Linked DNA regions of Mus musculus: all the other regions are linked to region 2. Evidence: chromatin loops called from intact Hi-C (ENCODE). Cell type or tissue: heart. All regions are shown on one strand.

Evidence for each region. Hi-C counts contacts between places; a loop is a spot of excess contacts. Peaks named below come from ENCODE experiments on the same cell type or tissue, not always from the same donor. Only the 100,000 strongest peaks of a DNase experiment are listed, where the experiment ranks them.
Region 1: a loop joins it to region 2, with 6 times the contacts of the local background. A loop is called at or near these places in 1 of 42 quality-filtered maps.
Region 3: a loop joins it to region 2, with 2.7 times the contacts of the local background. A loop is called at or near these places in 1 of 42 quality-filtered maps.

What each region holds. Positions count from the first base shown.
Region 1 is chr10:80,223,734-80,228,733 of GRCm38, reverse strand. It overlaps Pwwp3a (PWWP domain containing 3A, DNA repair factor), which reads right to left and starts at 2,136. Exons shown (of 14, transcript NM_023431.5): 1 at 2,030-2,136; 2 at 296-412. The coding sequence starts at 352. In heart, a CTCF peak has its summit at 2,243; DNase peaks (open chromatin) are centred at 2,243, 2,993 and 3,263; H3K4me3 peaks cover 3,096 bases; H3K27ac peaks cover 3,045 bases.
Region 2 is chr10:80,143,718-80,148,717 of GRCm38, reverse strand. Atp5d (ATP synthase, H+ transporting, mitochondrial F1 complex, delta subunit) reads right to left here. Exons shown (of 4, transcript NM_025313.2): 2 at 4,733-4,886; 3 at 3,411-3,499; 4 at 2,900-3,295. The coding sequence ends at 3,173. Midn (midnolin) reads right to left here and starts at 446. Exons shown (of 9, transcript NM_021565.2): 1 at 369-446. In heart, CTCF peaks have their summits at 743 (motif pointing right) and 3,091 (motif pointing left); DNase peaks (open chromatin) are centred at 437, 2,047, 2,617, 3,317 and 3 weaker places; H3K4me3 peaks cover 3,881 bases; H3K27ac peaks cover 3,018 bases.
Region 3 is chr10:79,924,936-79,929,935 of GRCm38, reverse strand. It overlaps Arid3a (AT rich interactive domain 3A (BRIGHT-like)), which reads right to left and starts at 2,595. Exons shown (of 9, transcript NM_001288625.1): 1 at 2,536-2,595. It overlaps Gm40715 (a long non-coding RNA gene), which reads left to right and starts at 2,945. Exons shown (of 2, transcript XR_001779822.2): 1 at 2,945-3,474; 2 at 4,347-5,000. In heart, CTCF peaks have their summits at 2,160 and 2,361; DNase peaks (open chromatin) are centred at 1,655, 2,195, 2,965, 4,465 and 2 weaker places; H3K4me3 peaks cover 4,669 bases; H3K27ac peaks cover 4,526 bases.

The sequences.
Region 1 (5,000 bases), 80 kb before region 2:
CCCTGTGGTCACAGCCTTCTGAGCCTTTTTATAGATGACTCTTTTTTTGTTTTTTTTTTTCCCCCTTAGTGTGAGAAATAATTAAAGACAATTCTGGATCTAGGGCCTCCTAAGCGCCAGACCAAAACCCCCTGGAGTGGAGGGAACCCTGGGACTCGTGCCAGCAGATCCCAGTGCCGAGCATTCAGGCTCGGCTCTCTCTCATAGTTACTCTGAGGAACAGAGCCTGATGAAGACTTTATTGTCACCAAAAGTCATTTCTAATTCCTGAAATTAAGAGAATAAGGGCTGTCACCTTCGCAGGCCACAGTCGCTTCCCCCATCGGCAGAGGACATACTTGGCATCCGTCATGACTCAGAAAGGAGTATCTGGGCGTGCGGTGGTACAGGCTTGACTGAGGCCAGAGGTCCCCTGCAATGAAATGTGTTTTAGAAAGGTGCTGCTTGCAGCAGTGAGGTTCACACAGACACAATCTTCCAGGGCAGAGGCTAGCCGCACACCCAGCTTCTAGGACACAGGTCAATTCAGAGCCTGGTCTTGAGACGTTGGGCAAAGAGCCAAGTGACAGTCAAGTGCAGGGCCCTGGAATTTGAGGAAATGTCTTGTTTTCTGTAAATAAAATTTAACAGATCCCCTCTTTAAGGTTGCACGCAAACTATGCTGCAGCAGCAAAGCTCACAAGCCCTCCCTGCCTCGGGCCTGAAGGGTGGCTGCAGCACACACCACACTCCACATACCCCATTCCCTGGAAGGACAGGGACAGATGCAGGGTTCTGGCAGAAGCAGCCAGGGCTGTGAACAGAAATGGAAAGATGGGGGAAGGGGGACCAAAGCAGCAGGAAGGACGGCAGGAACAAGGGAACTACCAGCAGAAACAAGGGTTTATGTAGTAGAAGGGATCGTAGAAGCAGGAAAGGTTTTCCAGAGGGATTACAGGCAGCAGAGTTGGGGGAACAGGGTTCCCAGCAAGGATGGGAGTTCATTAAAGCAGGGTGGGGTTTCAGGAGATAACAAGGGCTCTGCAGCGTTATGGGAACTCAGACAACAAAAGATGAGGCTCAGGTAACAAGGACTGGGGTTTGGGCAGCAAATATGTCCATAGCAAAGAAAGAGGTTCAGGTAGGAGTCAGGTAAAAGAGGTGGGGTTTGCAGTAGGGAAACAAAGATGGGGTTCACAGAGGAACTGAGATTCAAGCTGCAGAAACTTGAGTTCAGCAGGAAATATAGGGTTTACAGCAATGAATGGGAGGTCAGGCTAGAGGGAGTTTGGGCGCGGAGACTGCGATTCTGACATGAAACTCAGAGTTCACAACAGGGATAAGGTTCGAGCAGCAAATTGGGGGCTTAGACTGCAGAGAGGGGGTCAAAGGGAAGAAATAAGGCAAGAAATCCAGAATTTTCAGCAAGGACATAAATTCAGGCTGCTGAGACAGGGTACCAAGCAGTAAATTCACGATTCAGGCGGCACGGGGTGTGTGTGTGTATGTGTGTAATGTTGGGTTGATACTGCAGAGGTCGAGGTATCCGGTCAATAAGGGGCCTCCAGCAGGAAACTCGGGGTCTTAGCAAGGACACGGGTTCAGGCTGCAAAAAAGGGGTATAAGGTAGGAAACTCGGGGCTCAGGTTGCAGAAGAGAGATATAAGGCCGGAAATACGGGGTTCAGGCTGCAGAAGATAGGGATCAGGCCGGAAATACGAGGCTCTCGGCAGGGATGGGGCTCAGGCTGCAGAGAAGGGGACTTAGGTCAGAAACACAGGGTTTGCACCAGGAAACGAGGTTCTCAGCCCCCCAGGGGCCTCGGCCGCACGTGGGCCCTGCGCAGAACCGGACGCGGCCCAGCTGGTCCAGCCCAGCCGCCGCCCTTCCCCAGGCTCTCCGCCTGCACCCCGCCCGGCCCTCCCCAGGCCGCAGCGGGCTCACCCACCCAGCCCGCCTGACGCGGCGTCCGAGCCTGAGCGACCAGGCCGCGGCGGTCCCAACGGCGGAAGCCCGCCCGCCAACCGCCGCCGCAAGCCCGCGCGCTCACCGCCTCCGCCGCCGCGCAGATCCCCGCGGGCTAGGGGCGGGGCCTGCCTCACAGCGGCGCCGAGTCCCGCCCGCGCCGCCGCCCAATGGGAACTGCGTACCTGCGCCTCGACCCCGCCCCCCAAGAGCGCGCCACCTCCTGCGGGCCACGCCTCAGCCCATCGGTCACGCCCTCCACCGCCTTCCCTCCTGCCCAACTTGTGGAGTGCGCGGCGAGGGCTCCCCCTGGGCCCGAGGCAGGGTAGACCGGGAGGCCCGCTCCAAGTCCCACCCCCCGCTGCTGGCCAATAAGAAGATGGAGCTCACATCATGGCCCCTCCCACAGACGGCGGCGGCCTCCCTAGACCACGCCTCAGCCCGTAGTCCACGCCCCAGTTTTCCTACATCCTGCAATGGTTCCTGAGACGGAAAGTGGGCCCTTTTTCCAGACAGATTTCCGCCTGCGAGCAGCTATGCGAAGACAGAGGGGGGTTGGGAAGGCGAAGGCCTCACGAGCTCCTCACAGACTTCTAGTACCTTCCAGCTTCCGAAGTAACCCGATTCCCACCCCAGAAGGAAGTTATCCCACCTATGTGGGAAAAAAAAAAAGCCATCCAGTGAGGATGCCCAAGTCCTGAAGTGGAAAATAGAATGTGAGATGGCCTCATACCTAGGTCCCCAAGCATAGTCAGCGACTGGGAGGGAGGGGGGCTGCATCCAGGACCTGTATCCATGGACTTTTCTAGAACTGGAAGTTTCCAGTTTGGCTGCCGACAAATGTTTTTGTTTTTGTTTTTTTGAGACAGGATCTTTCTGTATAGCTGTGGCTGTCCTGGTACTCACTTTGTAGAGACCAGGCTGGCCTCAAACTCTACCTGCCTCTGCCTGCCAAATGCTGGGATTAAAGGCGTGTGCCACCACTGCAGGTGAGGTTCACACTCAAATTCTTAACTAAGGCAGTTAGGCTGCTCACCTGAGCAATGTCACTGACCTGGTCTCTCATGACTGTTTTTCCTTTTTAAAATGGTTTACTTATTCCCATTTCATGCGCATTGGCGTTTGCCTGCATGCATGTCTGTGTGAAGCCATCAGATCTTGGAGTACTACAGGAAGTTGTGAGGGGCCACGTGGGTGCTGGGATTTGAACCTCCATCCTCTGGAAGAGCCATCTCTCCAACCTAAGTGTTTTTCTACTGTGCTTATTACAGATGGAGAACAAGTGTTGTTGTTGGCCACAGAGGTGAGATGACGGGCCTGCACCCTGGGTGTCATTAGGATGGTGGCTTGTGCCACAAGTGACATGGGGTCAGGAATCCCAGGCCCAGAAGCTTAGATGGCAGTACTAGGGTCTCCTGACAGCACTGGCCAAAGTGGGCAGTGTGTGTGTGTTCTAGGCCACTGATTCTCAGGTAATTCTCTTGAAGTGAGGATTGTCACATTGTCACCACCAAGCATTACTGGTCTGCATAAGCTTGGAGGTTATGCGTGGTGGAGGGGATGTGGGTGAGTGGGTGGTGTGAGCGTGTCCGTGGGATGCATGGGATGGCCAGGTCTCTCAGCAAGGTTGGTTCTATAGGTTCACAATTGAAGCAGAAGCAGTGAGCAAAAGATGGTAATGTAAGGAATTAGTTAAACCCAGTCACCAGTTAACCAACCCATTCATCAGTTTAGCCGTTTACTAATCAACCCATCCATTTAGTAACCTCTTCATGGTTTAACCAACTTGCCAGTTGATCCATTCATTACTAACTCACTTACCCATGAACCAGTTAACTTGGTCCCTGTTTAACCCACTCACTATGAACTCTCTTCTTCCTCAGCTTCAGTGAACAGATGTGCCAGGGTCGGGCACCCAGGAACAGAGGCCTTGACCCCCATTGCTAGTGCATTTTCCCATGTCTTTTCCTGTTGGGGGTCCTCTGAGATTCCATGACAAGTGACTGTCCTGTCCATTATGCACTGAATATCCTACATCAGGGCTAAACTGTAAAACTTGAGCAGGGACACAGTGAGGGCAATGCGGTTCCTCCTAAGGTCCCCTCACGACCTAACTGGGGTCTTGGATGTTGGGAATACCAGTGCTATGCTACCTTAATTCAGAGGAGATTGTGATGTTCCAATGTAATCTTTCAGAACATCCACAATTGGAAGTTCCCTGGACTAGCAGTACGTGTAGACTTCAGTCTTAGATTGAGTTCACTGCTACATGCAGTGCATCTCTCAGCTCTCAGCAGTGAACAAAGAGAAAGAGTCTGGGGAGAAGGCTCAGGAGCTAGAGTGCTAGCCATGCAAACTCAAGGACCTGAGTTCGATCCCAGGAATCCATAACAAAAACCCAGGTGTAATGATGCATGCCTCTAATCCTGTCTCTGGATGCCTGGAGTTTAGGCTCATATGCACAGACAGGCACGTGCATGCGTGCACACACACACACACACACAGGTAGAGCTGTGGTTAACAGTGCAGACTGATGCTCTTGCAGGAGATCTGAGTTTATTTCCCAGAATGCACATCAGGCAGCTAACAGCAGCCTGTAACTCCAGCGTCAGGGGACCTGATGCCCTCTTTTGACCTCCACAGGCACATGTGTGCGTGGGCACACACATGCGTGCACACATACACATGCACACACACTAACACACACATATACATGTATGCGCAAACACTATCTAGCAAAGGCAGGAGAAAGAGAGCATCCCCTTGGCCACTGAGGCTGCAGCACAGCAGAGATGGGACAAACCTCACTTGGGTCCTCAATCCACTGGCGAAACTCGGTTTCTGGTTGCAGGTGGACAAGGATTTGGAGAGAAGGAGAGGTGACAAACAGACCCAAGACAAGGGAGTGTGGATCTGAATGTAATTTTGTCTCAAAGGGAGCACCAGTCTTATAAGTGACTTTTACACAAAACAGAGGATGCCTACGAAGGACTGGCAGGAACCAACTGGGATAAAATTCTGTGTTAACAACTAGGATCAAAAGCAGCCCCACCACC
Region 2 (5,000 bases):
TGCGTCTTGGCTGGGGAAGGGGTGCGCCAAGAATTGGGGGTCTGCATGTGGGGAGGGTCCGTTGAGAACCTTTATACTTAGCAATGCAGAGAAGACTTAAGACCGCACATAAAGGGAAACTGAGTCTACAAACAGTTCAAGGTCACTGGCTGAGTGCGGGGGGGGGGGGGGGGTTGGGGGGCGTGAGCTGCAGTCCCGCCAGGGCGGTGCCCATAGTGCGCAGCCCCTCCCACCCCACAAGTTGGAGGGCTCCGGGTCCTGAGGCACACTAGGTGCGGACGATTCAAAGAACAAAGAGTGGGACAGCCTGAGAAGTTTACGGCGGGTGGGGGCCCCTCTCCGTTTCGTGCGGTCCCGCCCCTACTCACCGGCTCCGTAGGTCCTGGGTCACCACTGCTCCAGATGACCTGCGTATGGGTCCTGGCAAGAGGTGGCCGTGCCGGTCTGGGGCCGGGCGGGCGGCCCCTGAGCCTTTATCCGCGCCGCCTTCCCTGGGGTGGAGTTTGGGCGGGCAAGGGGCGGGGGGCCGGGCAATGGTGACGCATTCCCTAACCCCCCCACCCCACCCCACCGCCTGCTGGCCTGGACAGGGACACCGGCCCTAGGGCTTCGCAGCACCCACAGAGCAGTGCCTCAGGGGTGTCACCGACCTGGGTAACTCCTACCTCCCCATGTACTGGGGTTCACCTCACATTAGGATTGGGGGGGTGTTTGGCCTGCTTCCCTGCTCCGCCCCCTTTCCTGTTGGCCTGGTGCTTCCGCCTGGGGGCGCCCGCGTGTGGAAGGGGGGGGCGGAACGGGAAGGGGTTCCTTAGTCAGCAGCCTAGGTCCAGGAAAACAGGGTAGTGTCACCTGCTAGGCAGTAGGTGCCCCTGACAGCTGCCTAGCCTCCTCATCCTTTAACGATGACCTCAGAGGCCATTTCTGTGACGATTCATCCATCCCTGGCCTTGCCTAGGCCAGTCACCTGTGTGACCTCTGAGTAGCCCAGTCCCTAATGCACCCTACACCATAGCATAGTTGGTTCTCACTCCAGCATATGGGTCCCAGAAGTCAGCTCAGGTCATCAGTGGGCTTGGCTGAATGTGTCTGTATCTCCAGGCCCCTCTGGGTTAATTACAAAGTACCAGACAAGCAAAGGAAGGCCTTCTGCAGCCTGGCATGTGTGATCTGTTCTCACAGCACAGATGCATCGGCACATACTGGCCCTGGCCCTGGCCTTTGGGGTGGATACTCACTCACCCACCTATGGACCAAGGAGCCAGCCCTTTGTCATTTGAGCGTGGCCAGACCCTCCATCACTTCCCTAACCTTCCATCTCCTGTCCACGTATGCGGTCTCTTGCACTTATCTGGTCTGAGCACCACCACCACCCTGGGTGCCCCTCCCAGGCCAGTTCCTTCCTAGGTCACCTTCCTCTCTGGCTGATCATTCTGGACAGGCATGCTGGGCCCCCAAGCAGACAGGCGTGCCAGACACTCCCAGTCTCCCAGGGTCATGGTCAGGCCAGAGAACACTTGGAGGCCCAGAGACTTTGAGGGATGAGCAGGAGTTTGTTCAGAAGTACAAACTGAAGCTGCGCAGTGTGGAGGTCAGAGGCAGGGTTTGCCTCTGGAGGGACCTCAGGGAAGGGATAGGTGAGGTGGGCTGGCTCTGACACCATTCAGACTGAAAGCCACTGTAATAAATGCAGGGTGCCCAGACTGCCTGCTTCCTGTCTCTTCTTCCTGTGTGGTCCTTTGTCCTTAGCATGAAGCCCAAGACTCAGTAATCTGTCCAGGCCCTGCCCTCCAGGAAGGTCCCAACCTCCAGGTTCTCAGTCCCGCCCTACTGCTCTGCTGTCCCAGGACACAGCCCAGCCAGCACAGGCTGTCCTGTCCTGAGGCCAGGCTCCAAAGCTCACACCTCCTCATAGGAGATATCTCCCTGAGTTCTGGTGGGGAAGATATGAAGGATTCACACTACAAGGTATACTAGGCCAGGCCAGGCTGCTCTGAGGGCCTCCTGTTGACATCTGTCCAGCCCGATGACCTCAGTGACCTCTGTGGCCCACACACCACTGAGCTGGGAACGTGGGGCTCTAGATGACCATGTTGTGACTTATCTTGGAATACCCCCAGGCTGCAAGTGTCGGAAGGGAAGGGTTCTAGCACACTCATGCCCAGATCAGGCACATGTGGCCATAGGGAGTCACCCACACAGGGCCCTGATACAGTGCGACAGGCCTCACTCAGGCTCTAGCCCGCCTGGTCACTGTCCAGGTGTTTCAGATGACCCAGTGATGGCAGGCTCAGACCTACTCACCACCCTCAAAGCCTCCCTGCTCCCCCTATCCCCCCATGGCACTCTACTCAGGCTGCTGAAGTGGGTTATATAAAAGGAGGGCAAGCCAGCATAATACCTGGCCATGGGGGTGGGGTGGGAAGGGGAGGGGTGGTTGTACAAAGGTATGGGGTGGTGCCAAGGCCACCCCCTACCAGGCCTCCCCACCCCACCCAGGGGCAGCTAGGGGCCTAAGTGCCTAAGGAGGTGCCAACTGGGACTGGGAAGGCAGCCAGCCAGGCTAGGGCCACCCACAGGTTGGGTGTGCCTAGGGCGGAGCCTCTGTGGGAGCAGGTGGTTCCCGATTCTTCCCAGAGCCTGTGGGGTGGGACAGGGGGGCCTGGCTGGTGGTCAGGGCGCTTTGCCTGGCCAGCAGCACTAGTCACACCCATTACTTCATGCCCTGCCCTCAACGCTTGCCCATCCCACCCATTCCAGCAGGCAGCACCCCAACAACCAGCCACCATGTTTCCTACCCAGAGTCGCCGATTGCCTCTGGGGGCCCAGCCAGACACAGGAACCCCAGGCAGGGTTGAAGAGAGCCCTAGCTTTGTGCTGTGCAGTTAGAAACAGAACACTCAGTTGGTTCCTGGTGTTTAATGGAGACAGGCTGGGTAAGTTGACGACGGTTCAGGTGGCTTTGAGGGGCAATCAAGGCCATCTCTCCAGAGGCATCGTGGGGATGCCAGATTGGGGAATCCTCCATGACCTGGCAGACAGGCACCAGGAAGCTTTAAGCCCAGCAACTGGAGCACTGCTGACCCCTGGTGGCCACTTCAGCCCACTGGGAACTTCTCATCGGCCTGGACCTGGCTCAGTTTCCCCGTGGGTGTCAGACAGTAGGTACCACCTACTCCAGGGCCTTCACTAGGGCTTCATTGGCCTCAATACGGATCTGGATCTCAGCCCGTGCTGCCTCGTCCGCCGCACCTGACAGTTCTGACTGCGCCTTCTCCAGGTTGGCCCGGGCTGCCTGCAGAGGAGTGGGCCAGTGTGAGGGACAGGCAGGGCCGGAAGCAGGAAAGCACACTCCTGTGAGCAGCACTTGCCCTGCCCTGCCCTGCCTTAGTTTCCCATCCACTGCTCACCCCCAGGTCCAGCATGTCCAGTGTCACAGCTTCTTCAGCTAGTAACTGCACAGAGGAGTCGGCATTCACAGTGACGGAGCCGCTGCTCACTGTGGAGGAGAGGGTCTGAGCAGCCTCCTTGGGCAGCCTCACCGCCCATGTGTGCTCAGGGCCACCAGCCCTCTGCCTCCCCAGGCCAATGCCCACTCTAGGCCACTTGCAGAGTGACCCTGCAAGACTGGGGCACAGGCCAAGCATGTGGATGGTGGCAAAGGATGGCCAGGCCCGGTGCACACCTGTCGCCTAGCCCCCTGGGGAGGCTGAGGTAGGGGACTGCCAGTTCAAAGCCACTCAAGACAACACAGAGAGGTCTTCCCTCAAACTAAGTGTAAAAGAGGAGCCAGGACTGAGGCTCGGTGGGTACTGTGTTTGCCTGGCATGTGCAAGATCCTGGGTTCAACCCTCAGCAAGGCAGAAACTGGGTATGCCAACATAAACCTGTCACCCCTATCACCCAGGAGGTGGAGGATCAGAAATTCAAAGTCAGCATGGCTAAGGAAACACTGCTTTAAAATCAGAAAGCAAACCGAAAAGGAAACTGAAGGGCCCCAGAGCCAGTGCAGAGAGAGTACCCACTGTGCAGAGAGAAGGAGCAGAGTTTGCGGGAAGCCAATCCTAATGGTGAGGAGTAGGGCAGGAGAGTGTCTGTGGCTCACTGGCCAGCCTGCCTCGCTAAGAATGTGGCAAACTCAGGTTCTGCCCATCTCAAAGGAACAAAGACAGAAAGAGCTTATGAAGGAGGGTGCCACCAATGTCCTTCCGTCACATGTGTGCACACATCCTTCCCACCTTCACCGCCACGCCTGCTCTGGTACTTGCCCAAACATAACCATACAGAACAACAGTGTGTGGGGGCCTGACTCGTGGACGGAGCCCGGAGCCCTCGGCTGGAATCCCCCAGCGATGACCATGGGCTGTATCCCCTGCCTAGAAAGCTCCAGGCCCTGGGTTCCATCGTGGGTATTGTTAAATAATGAGATATGAGAGAAGACAAGACACACCCCTTCATCTGGAGAAGGGGCAAGATGGAAGTCCAACCCGGAAACGTGGGTCCTTCAGACCGGCTCCCTCCTACACCAAGGCTATCTTACCCTAAAGGCTTAGCTCCTCAACCGTCATTTCTCCATGTCTTCCTGCCCAGCTATGGCGAGGTCAGCTGCTGGCTTTACTCTGTGCCCCAGATGACCACATCTTTGTCATGGCAGGCTGGGCAAGCTTCTTCCCTTTGCTTTCTCCCTGCCCTTCTCAAACCTGAACGTCTATGCATCCTGGGCCACACTCACCAAAGTACTTAGTCGTGGTGCCGTCTTCTGTGTGAACCACTACCAGCCCAGGCCGTAGGACCTGTAGTGTGGGGACATGGGATGCCAAGATGCCAAAGGCTCCAGTCAGCGTAGGCACGTCCACTTGCTTGACGTTGGCACTGTCAAAGAACACCTGCAGAGAGTGTACACCATGGGGTAGGCATTATCCCATGCCTGCTGTACAGTGGGCACAGAGAGGATGGAATTCTGATGGGACACAGACACTACCAAGAGCTGACATTAGACT
Region 3 (5,000 bases), 220 kb after region 2:
GGTCCCACCTGGCTCCAGGCCATAACTCGACACTCCCCCCCCCCATAAGCCACCAATAAGAGAGTGGACAGTGCCCAGCAACACTCAAATGGCCTGAAATCAAGGGACCATGGCTCAAGGGGAGAGTTTAGTCCACCTTGCAGACAGAAAATCTGACAGGCCATCCTCTGTCTAGCCTGAACCTCAAAAGTCTTTGCGTACAGAACCCCTGGGAGTGACCCCAACAACCCAGTGTGTGAAGAAGGCAGACAACTCCTGGCTGTTGTTTTCAACAGACATCCTGGTCATCTGCTCCCCTGCCTAAGGAGACCTCTGCAGTTCAGGACTCTCTAGATCTTCAAGGAGAATGAGGACGTCTAATGTCCCCTTCCCTAGACCCCTTCCTTTTCCTTTGGGGTCACCCCAAACCCCACACTTTCAGCAGAATTCTGGCAGGTGGGTGGCCCCAAAGGAAAAGAATGCCAAGGGTCACCCCTTTCAGCCTAGGCTTCCCAAGAAAGAGAAACCTTGGAGGCCTGGACACATGAGTGGCCTCAACACTCAGTCCCTCCACACCCTGTGGCTGCTGGTCACCCTGGTCCACCAGACTCAAGAACTGCTGGAGGGGACATTTCTGGACACTATCTGGCTTGATCCATCGCCCTTCCCCCACCCCGCTGAGCACAAACCCCCCCCCCACGGAAATGCTGAAAGCGACGCCCCCTCTTTGAGGGTGGGGTGGGGGAAGGCATGAGGAAAAAGCTAGAGGAAGCCCCTCTCCCAGCCTCCCGTCCCCCCACCCAGGTCTGTTTGGTTTAATGACCCTTCCTGGTGGAGGGTGGGGGAGGGGAACAGGGTAGGCCTCCACTGGTGGGGCTGGTAGCCCTGGAGGGACACAGATGGAAACCCCAAAGCTGCCCCTAGGTCAGGCCTGGACATCCCCCACCCTCTAGAGGTACCGGTACCCTGAGCCAACGTTGCCCATCCTTATAGACCCCTCCCCCAGCCCTTTGTCCTTGGCCCCCACCCTCAATTTATGGCATTCTCAGAAAGATCTACTAGGAACTGGTAGCTGGTGTTTGTGGAAGGGGGATCTGGCTGCAGTGGGGAAGAGACCCAGAGCCACACCCTAGTCCCCCCACCACCTCCAAGCCTCAGGTCAGAGAGAGAGAGAGAGAGAGAGAGAGAGAGAGAGAGAGAGAGAGAGAGAGAGAGAGAGAGGGAGGGAAGGAGGGAGGGAGGGAGGGAGAGAGGGAGGGGGAGAGGGAGAGAGGGAAGAGAGAGAGAGAGAGAGAGAGAGAGAGAGAGAGAGAGAGAGAGAGAGAGAGAGAGAGAGGTCACTAGCTCGGCCAGGCCTTGCAAAACACGGTTATTTGGAGTTGTGCAAGGCCAGGGCCCGAGGGTGGCGAAAGGGGCCCCTCTCTCCTCCAAGGGAGGTGGAGGGGGAAGGGCAGGAGCTGGGGAGGGGGCTGGGAAAGAAGGCACTGTGCCCCCCCAGGAGACGTGTGCAAAAACACACCCCAGTCAGAGGACAAATGTAAAACAACAACAAAAAAACAAACAAACAACCCCCCCAGTGGAGTCGGTATTTCAAAGGCTTCTTGGAAAGAGCGAGCTGGGGAGGGGGGGTGACCCTGCTGCCCAAGTCGTAAAAAACGGAAGATATTTGACAAACCCGCTGCGAGTTGACACACACGCGCGCACTCCGCGCTTCCTGCTCCCTCTTTTGTGTCGGGGGGGGGGGGGCAGGGGACCCTACCGGAGGGATCTGGATGGGCGCACCCCGCGGGGCAAGTGGAGACCCCAGTCCCAGTAGTACACTGGAGCTAGGGAACGAAATGGGGGGGGGGAGATGGGCGGACCCCGCTGGACACAGGTTTGGAAGAGAAAAAGAACTGTAGGTACCGGGGCGTGGTGGCGCGCCCGGCCTGGGATTTTCCCAAGCACTTGGGAAGGAAAGCTGCGGCAGGGGGATGGCCTCGAGTTTCAGGCTAGTCTGAGCTTTAACTCGAGTTCTAAGTCAGCCCGTACTACACAGTAAGATCCTATCTCCAAACATCTTTTTTAATTAATAAGAAAAAGCAAAACCATGTTCCCAGAGCGCAGCCCCCAGTCCTCTGCGCGCGCGCACATACACAGACACACACACCCCGGGTCCGTTTCCTTCCGCCAGGGGACAGCGCGCACTCGCGACCCCCGCGCACTCGTGTACCGGATGAAGGTCTCCAAGATCTACAACCGCAACAGCCACCCCAACTCTGATCCGTCAAGTCGCATACTCAGCCCTGCACCCCTCTACGCGCGCGTCTTTGCCTAACTTTGGAGACCCCGCAATTGTCGGTTTCCAGGGTGCCCTACGCTGCCACCTTTAGGAGAGATCGCTAGAGCCGCGCTGCAAAAGGCCTTACCGCCCGGGGTGGCCCGGGGGGCGCATGCCCCGGTGCCCGGAGCCCAGCCCAGAGTCCAGCCTGCTGGTGGCCTCCGGTGGCCTCTCTCCCCCTTGGCCTCCCCCTGGTGCCCAGTGCACGCTCCTGGCTTCGGGGTCACCCGCCTCACCGAGTCTCCAGGCCGCGTCTACATCTCCATCCGTCTGGATCGGATAGGGACGAGGTCTCCGCGCGCGACCGGGCCCCCCGCCCCGCCCCTCCCCCACCCAGCAGACGAATCGCCGTGTGACAAATTGCTCTCAGATGCAAATACCTCGCCGGTGATTCAGCAGCCCCGGGGACGCAGGAGGAGGTGGTGGGTGTCTCTCCAGGGTCCCCCTTTCCAAGCTTTCCCAGGACACCACACCGGGGTCCCCCTTCTCCAACTCAATCTGAGGACGTCCACGGTGGGAGGAGGTGGAGGGGAGCCGGAGAGCCGCCACAGAGTGGACGGAAAACTTCAGGTCGCGGCCCCTTTAAATGATAATAAATAATAAAAGGAAGGGGGAACCGGACTGAGGGACGCTCCGCCCCCATCTTAGGGACCGTGCGCAAAGTGCACGCCGCAGCCCACGGCGCAGAGGCCGCGAGCGGGAGGGCGGGGCTGCGAGAGCCCCATCGCGGGAATCCCGAAGAGTTAAAAAGGGTTCCTCGCCCCACCTCTGAGCGGAAAGTCACCTGGGCCCCCGGCCGTTTCCTGGTTTCACCCGGAACGCAAGATGGATAAGCCAAGCTTGGAGCTGGAACCTCCGCCCACTATGCTACCCTAACCTTCCGGGCCTGAGGCTCCACGTCTCTGAAATGGGCTTAAAAACCCCCGGCTAGGCTAGATCTGCGGGGGCTGGGACGCTGGGGTGTGAGGGCGCTGCGTGCGCAAAAGCACCGGGTTGGGCTGCGCGCGCGTTCGAGGAAATGCGAGGAACCGTGACGACCGTACCTAGGAGCGAGGGAAAGGAGGGCCATCCTTTAACCAACTCAGTGAAGCCCCTGCCTCGGTCTACCCAGTTCGTCTCGGGAGAGTACTGGATTCTGAGGTCCCATTTTGCAGGCTGGGAAACCGAGGCATGATGTGAGCTCAGCTAGAAGTTGAGACGATTCTAGTGGGTAACGCCAGTGCTCAGGGCAACCCCCGACCTCGACTAGTTCCCCATAGGTGGTGCTCAGGTCCCTTGTTAGACTGTTGTGGGGATCTTGAGCAGTCTGCCCCTTGAAAGCCACTTGTGTGAGTGTCTGGAGAGATGGGGTGGCTCCGGCCAATCCAAGTTCCCGGAATCCTCCCTAGAATCTGAGACTGCAGCAGTTGCTTGGAACCTTAGCCTGCAAGGCTAAGAAAGTTGCAGGTGGCAGCGAACTGCGCCTTCAAACTTTAGACACCTTGATGTGTTGGGGTGTGGCCCCGGGGTGGAGCTGGGCCTGCACACCAGCATTCTTCTCCAGCATCAAACGGGCTACTAGCAGATCTTTCTCCCTCTAATCATCTTGTGTGTCCCCTGTAAACTTGGGCAACCCCCCAAAACATTCTGCCAAGATAATGAAAGCAACATACATTCCCATTCTCTCTCTCTCTCTCTCTCTCTCTCTCTCGTGTCTGTGTGTGTGTGAGAGAGAGAGAGAGAGAGAGAGAGAGAGAGAGAGAGAGAAAGAGACCGAGACCAGAAGGGCTTCAGCAGCTCACGCATAGAGGTCCTAGGAAAACTTAGTGGAGTCGGCTTTCTCCTTCCACCTTTATGTGTATTCTGGGATGCCAAGATTCTCAGGACGCCAAGCTTGTCAGCAAGTGCCTTTACCTTCTGAACCTTGTTGCTGACCCCTAAAATACTGTTCTTAGTATTTTTTGATAGAATCTTCAAAGACAAAAGCCTAAATCTGCTGGTCCCTTTTTTATGGCAGGGATATATTTAGCCAAGGGTCCAGGTGGCAAGCATAATGACATAATGACAGGTCTCCTTATGACAGGTCTCCTAATTCACAAGATACAATTCTGGCAACTTGAAAGGCATCCGACTCGCGCCGCAGGGTGTGCGCGCCGCCTGCCGGGCGCCAGCGGAACTGCGCCCAGGGTAAGATTTTTCATCATGGAGGCGGGGCTTCAACCCAGCAGTGGAGGCCGCCAGGTGGTGCTATCGCACCTGAAAAGACGGTTTCCCACGTTAGATTGGGAGAAACTGAGGCCTGAAGTTCTCCTACATAGCTTTTTTTCTGTTGAAGACAGGGTGTGAAGTCATGAATCACGAAGTGTATCACGAAGTTAAAGTACAAGGAACGGACACGCATGACCACATCATTTTCAGATTGTATTGACACTTTTGGATCCTGGAGATGAGTGCTCTGTCCGGGACCCGCCCAGACCCTCACTGGGGGCATTGTAGACAGGAGGTGAGGCAGATGTCAACAGTGGCTCCCGCCTTTATACTCCGGCGCCTGAGGCAGAGGCGGGGGGATTTCTGAGTTTGAGGCCAGCGTGATCTACAGAGTGAGTTCCAGGACAGCCAGGGCTACACCTTGCTAAGAGACACCCTGCTTAGGAAGACGGACAAATATGGGGTCCCATTGTGTAGCCTTGGCTGGCCTAGAACTCAGAGACATCCGCCTACC